Regions from separate parts of the Homo sapiens genome. Here region 2 is linked to region 1. Evidence: chromatin contacts called from ENCODE Hi-C or POLR2A ChIA-PET data. All regions are on one chromosome and are shown on one strand. Each heading gives the region's core, a stretch centred on a gene start or an enhancer-like site at or near the end of the contact. The rest is flanking DNA. Distances are from core to core; before and after follow the strand shown. Region 1 holds the start of ZNF429 (zinc finger protein 429). Region 2 holds the start of ZNF85 (zinc finger protein 85).

Evidence for each region. A loop is a pair of places that touch in the nucleus more often than their neighbours do. ChIA-PET counts read pairs that join two places held with the same protein, here RNA polymerase II (POLR2A). Pooled maps may share reads with other maps.
Region 2: a loop to region 1 is called in a map of CD4-positive, alpha-beta T cell, with 2.7 times the contacts of the local background. The contact joins the promoter of ZNF85 here to the promoter of ZNF429 in region 1. A Hi-C loop is called at or near these places in 3 of 168 maps with a recorded cell type or tissue (CD4-positive, alpha-beta T cell and naive thymus-derived CD4-positive, alpha-beta T cell), 11 of 37 single-sample maps with no recorded cell type and 17 of 50 pooled maps. POLR2A ChIA-PET finds 5 or more read pairs at or near these places in 12 of 52 experiments (AG04450, CD4-positive, alpha-beta T cell, CD4-positive, alpha-beta memory T cell and 8 more).

What each region holds. Positions count from the first base shown.
Region 1 is chr19:21,502,580-21,508,250 of GRCh38, forward strand. It overlaps ZNF429 (zinc finger protein 429), which reads left to right and starts at 3,023. Exons shown (of 4, transcript NM_001001415.4): 1 at 3,023-3,195. The coding sequence starts at 3,193. LINC00664 (long intergenic non-protein coding RNA 664) reads left to right here. Exons shown (of 11, transcript NR_037194.1): 11 at 1-659. RefSeq lists enhancers at 2,804-3,406, 3,022-3,341, 3,352-3,711, 3,407-4,008.
Region 2 is chr19:20,920,722-20,926,276 of GRCh38, forward strand. It overlaps ZNF85 (zinc finger protein 85), which reads left to right and starts at 2,530. Exons shown (of 4, transcript NM_003429.5): 1 at 2,530-2,682. The coding sequence starts at 2,680.

The DNA.
Region 1 (5,671 bases), core at 1,773-4,272:
TGACATGCTAAGGACAAAAAACAAAAATAATGGAAACTGAGAGTGGCACTAAAGCCCCGAGTTTTGGTTACACTGTGACCTATGTAAGAACTTAACCAAACGGGGAATTTTTTAAAGAAAACTATTGGAGGCCATAATTCTGGACTGAGCTTATGCACTAGGTCCAAACAAACCAAACCAAAATGAGTCACTCATGCTGGATGTGACATAATTAAACTAAAAATTTAAGGCAACAGGTAGATTCTAAAACTGGCCAGGTTTTGTTTTTCTTCTCTAAATAGCAGATTTCAACACAAGGAGGTCCCCTGTACTCTAACACTTTAAAAAACAAATAAAAATAATTTCAAAATAATAAGCTGAAGTTTTTATTTCCACTTTACAAACCCACAGTTCTGCTGTTTCACAGTGAGATTCGAGTCTAAATAAGTACATTTTTGATGGTGACAAAGTGATATTAATGTCTAAAGTTTTGGTCTCAAACTTGAGAAGATGACAAAAGGGAGAAATTGTTAAATTAGTTGTAGCCTAAAGCTTCCCTCTTATGTTTAATTTTGGCTAATAGGATTTGTTTTTTGTTTTTTGTTTTTTTACATAGTAAACTTAATGTTCAAATGGGACATATCTTAAGCTGTAATAAATCTGGCTGTTTCTGTACCTCACTTCCATTTTCTGTATGTCATTTTGCTTTTCTGGTTCATAAAAATTTTACCAACATGTGGCTGTGTTGGAGTCTCTCTGAGCCTACTCTGGATCCATAGGTTACCCGATTTGCAAATCATGATTTGCTCATTTAAACTGTTAAATTTAATTTTTCTAAAGTTTTCTTCTTTTACAAATTTTCAAATTTTTTATGATGAAAATAAATAATGTTATTGAGCTTTGATTTTCTAAAATCATCCCACAGCTATTTTCCCAAATAATAATAATATAATAATAAATAATAATACAATAATTTCCCAAATAATAATAAAAATAGTGAAAAGGCAGCTGATGATACATGTCTGAAGGACCTCAGTTGAGCCCAGCCTAAATGGCTGACCATCTCAATTACGAGCAAATAAGTTTTGGATGGTTTGTTATGCTGCAATAGCTAACTAATACATGCACCCTGTGCAGATGGAATGCCAGGATTTAATGACAGGTTGATTACTAGTTACCTTCTGACAGTGGACACCCTAAAGATACTGACTTTTCTTTTCTTTTTTTCCCGATTTGAAGTTGGATGTCTCCTAAGACAATGTTGAGTAATGCAGAAATACAGGTAGACATGTATGTGTGTGATTGGTGCTTATACTCACACAGTACCCCACACCACAGGAAAAAAACAGATAACCACAGCCTGACCATTAGAGCCAAGGCCAAACAGCAAAATAAGTTTGCCTTTAATTTATTTTCTTCATATCTTTTTTTTTTTTTTTTTTTTTTTTTTTCCGAGACGGAGTCTCGCTCTGTCCCCCAGGCTGGAGTGCAGTGGCGCGATCTCGGCTCGCTGCAAGCTCTGCCTCCCGGGTTCAAGCCATTCTCCTGCCTCAGCCTCCAGAGTAGCTGGGACTACAGGCGCTCGCCACCACGCCCGGCTAATTTTTTCTATTTTTTAAGTAGAGACAGGGTTTCACCGTGTTAGCCAGGATGGTCTCGATCTTCCGACCTCGTGATCCGCCCACCTCGGCCTCCCAAAGTGCTGGGATTACAGGCGTGAGCCACCGCGCCCGGCCTTCTTCATATCTTAAAGTTAGAGGTTAAGACTGTGGACAGACCCAAAGACATAGAGTTTTCTTCTCCTGTCTCCTGTGGCCCCAGAATTTTTTGTTCACTGTCTGATCTCTGGATGAAAGGTGGACAACAGGTGGCAAAGAGTGGTCTACCTGTGGTTATTTTATTTGTGCTGCCCTCTGCCCTTGCTATGGCCACTATCTATCGCACCCTCAGAACCGAAGATAGATGTTAGTAGAGAGAGGCTGTCTCCTCACCTCTGGCAGAAAAGGGATGTTCAGGGCCTCCACCCACCTGACATCAGAGCTGCACTTCAACGTGGTGGCTGTTGGCCATGTGTGGCTCCTGGGTGCCTGGAATGTGCCTGGTCTGAACTGCAATTTGCTAGAAAAGTAAAATACAGAGTTGGTTTCGAAGATTTAGTTCCAAAAATATATATAGTGCCTTAATAATTACATATTGCTGTGACCCCAGAAAATCTGAGACATCAGTTAATTTAGAAAGTTTATTTTGCCAAGGTTGAGAACACGCCTATGACATAGTTTCAGGAAGTCTTGAGGACACCTGCCCAAGGTGGTCAGGGAACATATTGGTTTTATACATTTTAGGGAGACATGAGACATCAATCAATATATGTAAGAAGTACATTGGTTCAGTCTGAAAAGGTGGGACAACTTGAAGCAAAGGCAGGAAGACACGAAGCTGGAGGGAGCTTCCAGGTCACAGATAGGTGGACTCAAATTCTTTTGAGTTTCTGATTGGCCTTTAGTTCCCAGCTTGAGTTTTCCTTAGTAATTTTGGGGGCCCAAGATATTTTCCTTTCACATTGCTCACATATTAAAATTATAATACTTTAAACATATTGGGTTAGTTACATTATTACAATCAATTCCACGTGTTTCATGTTTCTTTTTAAAGTTTGGCTACTGGAAAATTAAAAATTCACATGTGGCTCACATTTTATTTCAGAGGACTGCCTCCTTTTTAAAATCTCAGGCTGCCTGCTCAAAGGACCAGAAGCTAGGAAGGTGATAAAAGCTAAAATTTAAAAGTAATTGTTATTATATTCTTTTCATTTGTGACTAGCCATATAGTATATTTATAAATGCATATGACCTTACACACAAGGTTCAATGCAAACACCCTCTAGGGTGGGCCTGGCTCAGCTCGGAGGAAAGCCTGCCTGAAAAGGCTGCAGCTAGGCTGTCACGCTTCATTCTGCCCAGCAACTGATCACCCTCTGTCACTCAGGGCCTGAGAGGGCGGGTCTTAAACATTATCCAATCAGGCACGCAGCTGGAGCGACAGGACGGTTTCCGGAATATGGCGGGGCGTTTGGCTCTTGCTGCAGCCAGAGCTCCAGGTCTCGTCTTCATTTCTGTGTCCTTTGTTCTTAGAGGCCCAGCCTGTGTGGCCCTGTGACCCGCAGATATTGGGAGATACACAGCTAAGACTCCAGGACCCCCTGGAAGCCTAGAAATGGTGAGAGTGCCGAGTCTGACATCCCCAGAGAGGGGGAGGGGCTGGTCGGAACCGTGAGAAGTGGCCGTGGCGGACTTAGGTCTCCCGGCAGTCAGCTCCACAATCTGCGCCCGGAATTCTCCTTGCCCAGCTCGGCTTCAGTCCCCTTCAGCCATAAGATGGCGACTGTGCTGACAGCCGGGCCCCGGGCGTCCTGTCTTCCCTCCGCAGTGACTGTGCCTGACGTGTAGCCCTGTCTGGGGAGCTCTGCACGCGCAATTCCGCAGTCTCTCCCAGATTGTGCAAGAACCATGGGAGGGGCGTCAGGTGAGAATAGTGACTCGGGATGCGGGTTCATGAGCGGGAAGAGCTTTGGTCCGTGGGGTTCCCAGTTCCCATTCTCTCCTATTAAAAATCTATGGGAGTGGCCGGGCGCGGTGGCTTATGCCTGTAATCCCAGCAGTTTGCTGGGAGGCGGGCAGATCACTGAGGTCCGGCATTCGAGAACAGCCTGGCCAACATGGTGAAACCCCCTCTCTGCTAAAAATACAAAAATTAGCCGGATGTGGTGGCAGGCATCTGTAATCCCAGCTATGTGGGAGGCTGAGGCACGAGAATCGCTTAAACCCAGGAGACCAAGATTGTGCCATTGCACTCCAGGCTGGTTGACACAATGAGACTATCTCAAACAAAAAAAAAAAAAAAAAAGGGGAGTCACTGCAAAATATTAAAGAATTTAATTAAAGAGTGGTTCTAAAATTGTAAAGCACCCAGCTGTGGGATGTAGTTTGTGGTCCTTTGGAGGAGCTTGAAGGAAAGACTTTGCGCATGGTACAAAAACGCAAATTCAGTTATTGGTTAGGTAGGGTTACGTAGTTTCTTAATTTCCATCTTCAGCTTACAAAATTTCCTGGTTATGTAATCAGAGCTTAATTCCAGTTAATAGTTAACCCTGTATTTGTTTTCCCCAGTGTAGTAATTTACAAAAAAAAAAGCATTTGAGTTAGTTTTTTGTTTTTTTTTTTTTTTTTTTGAGATGGAGTTTCCCTCTTCTTGCCCAATCTGGACTGCAGTGGCGCGATCTCGGCTCACTGCACCTTCCGCCTCCGTGTTCAAGTAATTCTCCTGCCTCAGCCTCCTGAGTAGCTGGGATTATAGGCAGGCACCACCACGCCCGGCTAATTTTGTATTTTTAGTAGAGACGGGGTTTCTCCGTGTTGGTCAGGCTTGTCTTGAACTCCCGACCTCGGGTGATCCGCCCATCTCGGCCTCCCAAAGTGCTGGGATTACAGGCGTGAGCCACGGCTCCCGGCTTGAGTTAGATCTTTTAAAAGTAGGAATTCAGGGACTACAGCCACCTCAGTCGAATTGCCTACCACTTAACTATTTTCACTCCCTACACAAAACTGATCTTCCCCTGCATTTTTCACAGGTGTCCTAAGCAGGGTCTCAAATCTACTCCCACGCCCCCCATTCCTCCAGCCTAACTCTGGCTTGCAGTAAAATACAAAATTTCCATTTCCTCCTGACAATCCCAAATGCCAACTCCCACTACTCCCTAATTCACACTATTAACTATTTGTCCTTTAGTGTACATTTTTGATACTGTATTTTAATTAAACATTTTTTGACAAAGCATTGGATGGCACATTTAAAAAGATTTGTTTTCTGTTTATAAATATTTTCCATAAGAAGAAAGCAAGGAATAATCTTCTGACACTGTATTGTAAAAAAATCTTTGTCTCTTTTCCTTTTATCTTCCCTAGGCATAGAGATTTTATGAGAATGTTTTGGCATCAAGGTTTTTCTTGGAATTTTTGTGGGGTGATGTGTCCTCAGCCACCCTTTAGTTTTTTTCCTGGTCCTGGGTTCCAGTACTGTCTGTGAATAAACCAAGATATCAGTCATGGCTATGTCTGCAAGACTGTCTAATGAATATTAATTCCTGGGTCATTTTCTCCCATAGGACAACCTGTGGTATGGAGTGTAGCCTCTGAAGGGAGCAGGTGTATTCCCTGGGGCTGAGAGGAATCTCCTGGTGTACTTTTCGTTTGAAAAGCTAACCCCTTCAGATGTTAAGACTGTGTTCACCCAGCCCGACTTTCCTTTCTTTGGGCCACATTGCTGGTCACCCAATCAAATGCTGGTATTGAGTTGAAAACAAATAATTTCTGACCCCTTGATTCTCTACAATTTGTGAAAAAAGACTAGTATCTCTGCCAGGCACGGTGGCTCACGCCTGTAATCCCAGCACTTTGGGAGGCCAAGGTGGGCAGATCACCTGAGGTCAGGAGTTCGAGACCAGCCTAGCTAACATGATGAAATTCCGTCTCTACTAAAAACAGAAAATTAACCAGGCGTGGTGGTGCATGCCTGTAATCCCAGCTACTCAGGAGGCTGAGGCAGAAGAACTCGGGAGGCGGAGGTTGCGGTGAGCCGAGATCGTGCCATTGCACTCCAGCCTGTGCAACACGAGTGAAACTCCATCTGAAAAAAA
Region 2 (5,555 bases), core at 1,280-3,779, 580 kb before region 1:
CCTAGGCTCAAACAGTTTTGACTGCTTCTGCTTTTCTTTTCTTTCCTTTTCTTTTCTCTGTTTTTTTCTTTTTTTGAGAAGGAGTCTTTCTCTGTCATCCAGGCTGGAGTGCAGTGGCATGATCTTGGCTCACTGCAACCTCCACCTCCCAGATTCAGGCAATTCTCCTGACTCAGCCTTCTGAGTAGCTAGGACTACAGGTATATGCTACCACACCCAGCTAATTTTTGTATTTTTAGTAGAGGTGAGGTCTCGCCATGTTGGCCAGACTCGTTTCAAACTTCTGACCTAATGTGATCCACCTGTCTTGGCCTACTAAAGTTCTGGAATTACAGGCATGAGCCAGCATGTCCGGCCTGCTTCTGTTTTTCTTTCAGAATGCTGCCATATTCATGAAAAAAAGCCCATATTAGGCCAGGCACGGTGGCTGGTGCCTGTAATCGCAGCACTTTGGGAGGCCAAGATGGACAGATCAAGAGGTCAGGAGATCGAGAACATCCTGGCTAACACAGTGAAACCCCGTCTCTACTCAAAATACAAAAAAATTAACCGGGTGTGGTGGTGGGCACCTGTAGTCCCAGCTACTCAGGGGGCTGAGGCATGAGAATCACTTGAACCTAGGAGGTGGAGCTTGCAGTGAGCAGAGATCGCACCACTGCACTCCAGCCTGGGCGACAGAACGAGACTCCGTCTCAAAAAAAGAAAAGAAAAAAGCCCATATTAGCCAACTGGAGTATAAGATACTATGAAGAGGAGAAGTAAGGTATCCCTGTTGACAGTCCCAGAAGCAGAAGCTCACCTCTACAAGCACAGCTGCTGCTTTCCTAGTCAATGAGCAGCTCATGATACATGTCTGAAGGAGCTCAGCTGAGAACAGAAGAATGGCCCCACTGAGCCCAGCCTAAATGGCTGAGCATTTCAATTATGAGCAAATCAGTTTTGGATGGTTCATTATGCTGCCATAGTTAACTAATATGTGCACCCAGTGCAGATAGAATGCCAAGATTTAATAACAGGTTGATTACTAGTTACCTTCTAACATTGGGCACCATAAAAGTACTGATATTTTTCCCGATTTAAAGTTAGATGTCTTGTAAGATAATGTTGAGAAATGCAGAAATATGGCCAGGGGTGGTGGCTTATGCCTATAATCCCAGCACTTTAGGAGGCCAAGGCGGTTGGATCACCTAAGGTCAGGAGTTCAAGACCAGCCTGACCAACATGGAGAAATCCCGTCTCTACTAAAAGTACAAAAAATTAGCCGGGCGTGGTAGTGCATGCCTGTAATCCCAGCTACTCGGGAGGCTGAGGTAGGAGAATTGCTTGAACCCAGGAGGCAGAGGTTGCAGTGAGCCAAGACCACACCATTGCGCTTTAGCCTGGGCAACAAGAGTGAAACTCCATCTCAAAAAAAAGAAATGCCGAAATACATGTGGACATGTATGCATGTGATTGTGCTTATATTCACTCAGTTTCCCACACCACAGAAGAAAACAGGTAACCACAGCCTGAACATTAGAGTCGAGGTCAAATAGCAAAATAAGTTTGCCTTTAATCTATTTTCTTCCTATGTAAACATTAAAGGTCAAGACTGTGAACAGATCTGAAGACATAGTTTTTTTTCTCCTGTGGCCCATCATCCTTTGCTCACTGTCTGATCTCTGAAAGAAAGATGGGCAACAGGTGGTAAGCAGTGGTTTACCTGTGATTTATTCCTGCTGCCATCAGCTTTTTCTATAGCCACTATTTGTTTCACCCTCGGAACTGAAAAGAGACGTTGATAAATAGAGGCTGTCCCCTCACCTGTGGCAGAAAAGGGGTGTTCAGGCCCTCCACCCCCACTGACATCACAGCTGTACTTCAATGTGGCAGCTATTGGCCATGTGTGGCTCCTGGGTGCCTGGAATGTGGCTGGTCTGAACTGCGATGTGCTAGAAAGGTAAAATACAGAATTAGTTTCAAAGATTTTGTTTCAAATGTATTTATATTTCATTAATAATTACATATTGCTCACATATTAAAATGAAAATATTTTGAATATATTGGGTTAAATAAATTGCTACAATCAATTCCACTTGTTTCTTCTTTCTTTTTAAAGTTTGGCTACTAGAAAATTTAAAATTCACCTGTGACTCACATTTTATTTCAGAGGATTGCCTGTTCAAAGGACCAGAATACAGGAAGGTCATAAAATCTAAAATTTTAGAACAATTGTTGTTATACTTTGTTCATTTGTGAATAGCCATATAATATATTATTTTTGAATGCATATAAATTGATACACAAGGTAAGGGCAAATACTCTCTGGTGTGAGCCTGGCTCAGCTCAGGAAGGAAGCCCTGTCTGAAAAGGCTGCAGCCTAGGCTGTCACTCGCTCTTCTTTCAGCCCAGCATCTGATCACATCTTCTGTCACTCAGGGCCTGAAAAGAAGGTGCCTTAAATATCATCCAATCAGAGACGCTGGGCTGGGAACCGTCCAATCAGGAACGCAGCTGGTGCGGATAGGGCGGCTTCCGGGATGTGGCGGGGCCTTTGTCTCTCGCTGCAGCCTGAGCTCTAGGTCTTGTTTTCCCTGCTTTGTGTTTTCTGCTCGTGGACGCCCAGCCTCTGTGGCCCTGTGGCCTGCAGGTATTGGGAGATCCACAGCTAAGACGCCGGGACCCCCTGGAAGCCTAGAAATGGTGAGAGTGCCAGGTCCGCCATCCCGAGGGGGAAAGGGGTTGGTTGAAACCGGTGGGAAGCGGCTGTGGCGGGACTCAGGCCTCCCTGTAGTCAGCTCCACAATCTGCGCTCCAGTTCTTTTTGCCCAGCTCGGCCCCAGTTCCTCCAGCCATAAGATGGCGGCTGCGCTGACAGCCGGCCCGGGCGTCCTGTCTCTTCCCTGCGCAGTGACTGTGCCCTGGACTGGAGCCCTCTCTGGGCAGCTCTGCATTCGCAGCACCGCGTCTCTCCCAGATTGAGCAGGGACCACGGGAGGGTTGTCAGGGGAGAATCCTGACTCGGGGTGCGGGTTCATGAAAGAGCTTTGGGCTGTGGGGTTCCCAGTTCCTCTTTTTTTCTGTTAAAAATGTATGGGGGGACGGGCGTGGTGGCTCACGCCTGTAATTTCAGCACTTTGGGAAGCCGAGGCGGGCGGATCATCTGAGGTCAGGAGTTCAAGACCATCCTGGCCAACATGGTGAAACCCCGTCTCAATTTTTAAAAATACAAAAATTAGCCGGGCGTCGTGGCGCGCGCCTGCAATCCCAGCTACTCAGGAGTTTGAGGCAGGAGAATCGCTTGAACCCGGGAGGCGGAGGTTGCAGTGAGCCTACATCGCGCCACTGCACTCCAGCCTGGGCAATAAGAGTGAAACTCCGTCTCAAAAAAAAAAAAAAAAGATGTATAGGAGTCACCGCAAAAATATTAAAGAACTTAAAAAGTGGTTCAAGTATTGTAGAGCACTCAGCTATGGTTTGTAGTTTGTGGTCCATGGGAGGAGCTTGAATAAAAGACTTTTATAAGGTGCATGATAAAAAAATCAAATTAGTAATTGGTTAGGTACAGTTATATAGTCTCTTAATTTGTACGATCGTGTTGGCAATTTTCTGGTTATGTGATCAGAATTTAATTGGCAGTTTATAGTTGGTTAAGCCTGAATTTTGTTTTCCCCGATGTGGTAATTTACTAAAAAATGAAATTTTAGTTAGATTTTTTTAAAAAGGAGGACCCCAGGGACTAGAGCCACCTCAGTCTAATTGCCTGCCACTGAATCATTTTCACAGTCCACAGGGGACTTCTTTTCCCCTGCATTTTTCACATATGTCTCAAGCAGGGTCTCAAGTCTACTTCTTACTCCCTGTTCTTCCAGATTAACTCTGATTTACAGTAAAATACTAAATTTCCAGTGTCATTGACATTCCCAAATGCCACCTTCCCCTCTCTGATACACATTATCAATTATTTGTCCTTTATTGTACATTTTATATTTCAATTAATAATTCTTCCACAAAACATTGGATGGCACTATTTAAAAAATTGTCTTCTGTTTGTAAATATTTCCCATGAGAAGAAAGTGAATAATAATCCCTGACACCATATTGTAAAAAAATCTCTGTGTCTCTTTTCCTTTTATCTTCCCTAGGCACAGAGTTCTTATCAGAATATTGGTGGGTCAAGGTTTCCGTTTGGAGACTTTATGGTGTGATGGGTCATCAGCCACTCTTCAGTTTTTTCCTGGTCCTGGGTTTTCAGTACTGTATGGGGATAAACCAGGATGCCCACCATTGTGGCTATGTTGGCTAGAGTGTCTAGTGAATATCAGCTCCTGGGTCATTTTCTCTCATAGGACAACCTGAGGTATGAAGTGTATCCTATCAAGGGAGCAGGTAGATACCCAGGGTCTGAGTGCAGTCTCCTGGTGTACTCTTCCTTTGAAAAGCTAACTCCTTGAGACATTAAAATTGACTTCACCCAGCTGGGCGCGGTGGCTCACACCTGTAATCCCAGCACTTTGTGAGGCCGAGGCGGGCGGATCGCGAGGTCAGGAATTTGAGACCAGCATGGCCAATATGGTGAAACCCCATCTCTACTAAAAATACAAAAATTAGCCAGGCCTGGTGGCACACACCTGTAATCCCAGCTACTAGGGAGGCTGAGGCAGAAGAATTACTTGAACCCGGGAGGTGGAGGTTGCAGTGAGCCAAGGTCATGCCACTGCACTCTAGCCTGGGTGAAAGAGCGAGACTGTATACAAAAAAAAAAAAAAAAGATTGACTTCACCCAACCCAGCTTCTATTTCTTGGAGACACATTGAGAGAAAAATGCAGAAATAATTTTTACCCCCTGGATTCTCTAAGATTTGTGAAAGAAAAAATAGTATCCCAAAAGACAAAAAAAAGGTCACCCCAGTGAGATGGTGCAAGAACTTGCAAAGTAAAATGCACTTGGGGCAGTCACTGGGGCATAGTGTAGTGTCTCTTGAGAGGTTGGTCATTGAGAACTTTAGTGAGCAGGAGCGGGTGGGAGAATCTTTCAAGTGATTGAACGGCCTGACTTGACACATAGGTCAGACACATCTCTTTTCTAATCAGCACTGTCCCTCTGTGGGTTTGTCACCTTGAAAAGATTTGTTCACTTATTTTGACTTCAGCTTCTTTTAATTGTAAATTGCATTTGATTAGTAAAGTTTAAAAGGCACAAAAATATTTGCACAGGGTGTAAAAGAAGTGGGTTTTAGAAAAAAATTAAAATCTAATCATATATTCCATTTGTTAAGAATTCTCATTTACTTGTTCCTTTGTCAGAGTGAGTTTAAAAATTTTCTCAGGTGTGCTTATGGCTGGGTGATTTTAAACAGAATTCCAAGGCTTAGCTTTTAGAATGTTATCAGGGAAAAAATTAGGAAAAATCTCTCTTCCATTTTGGCTGTAGAAAATAAATAGATTTCCACAAGAAAATGTGGTATATAATTGGTGAGTTACATAGATTCATGAAAACACAAATTTCTCTTTTTGCAGGGTAAAGTTGTGACAGTGAATATTTCTGTCCCATATCCTGTTATCTTGATTTTTAA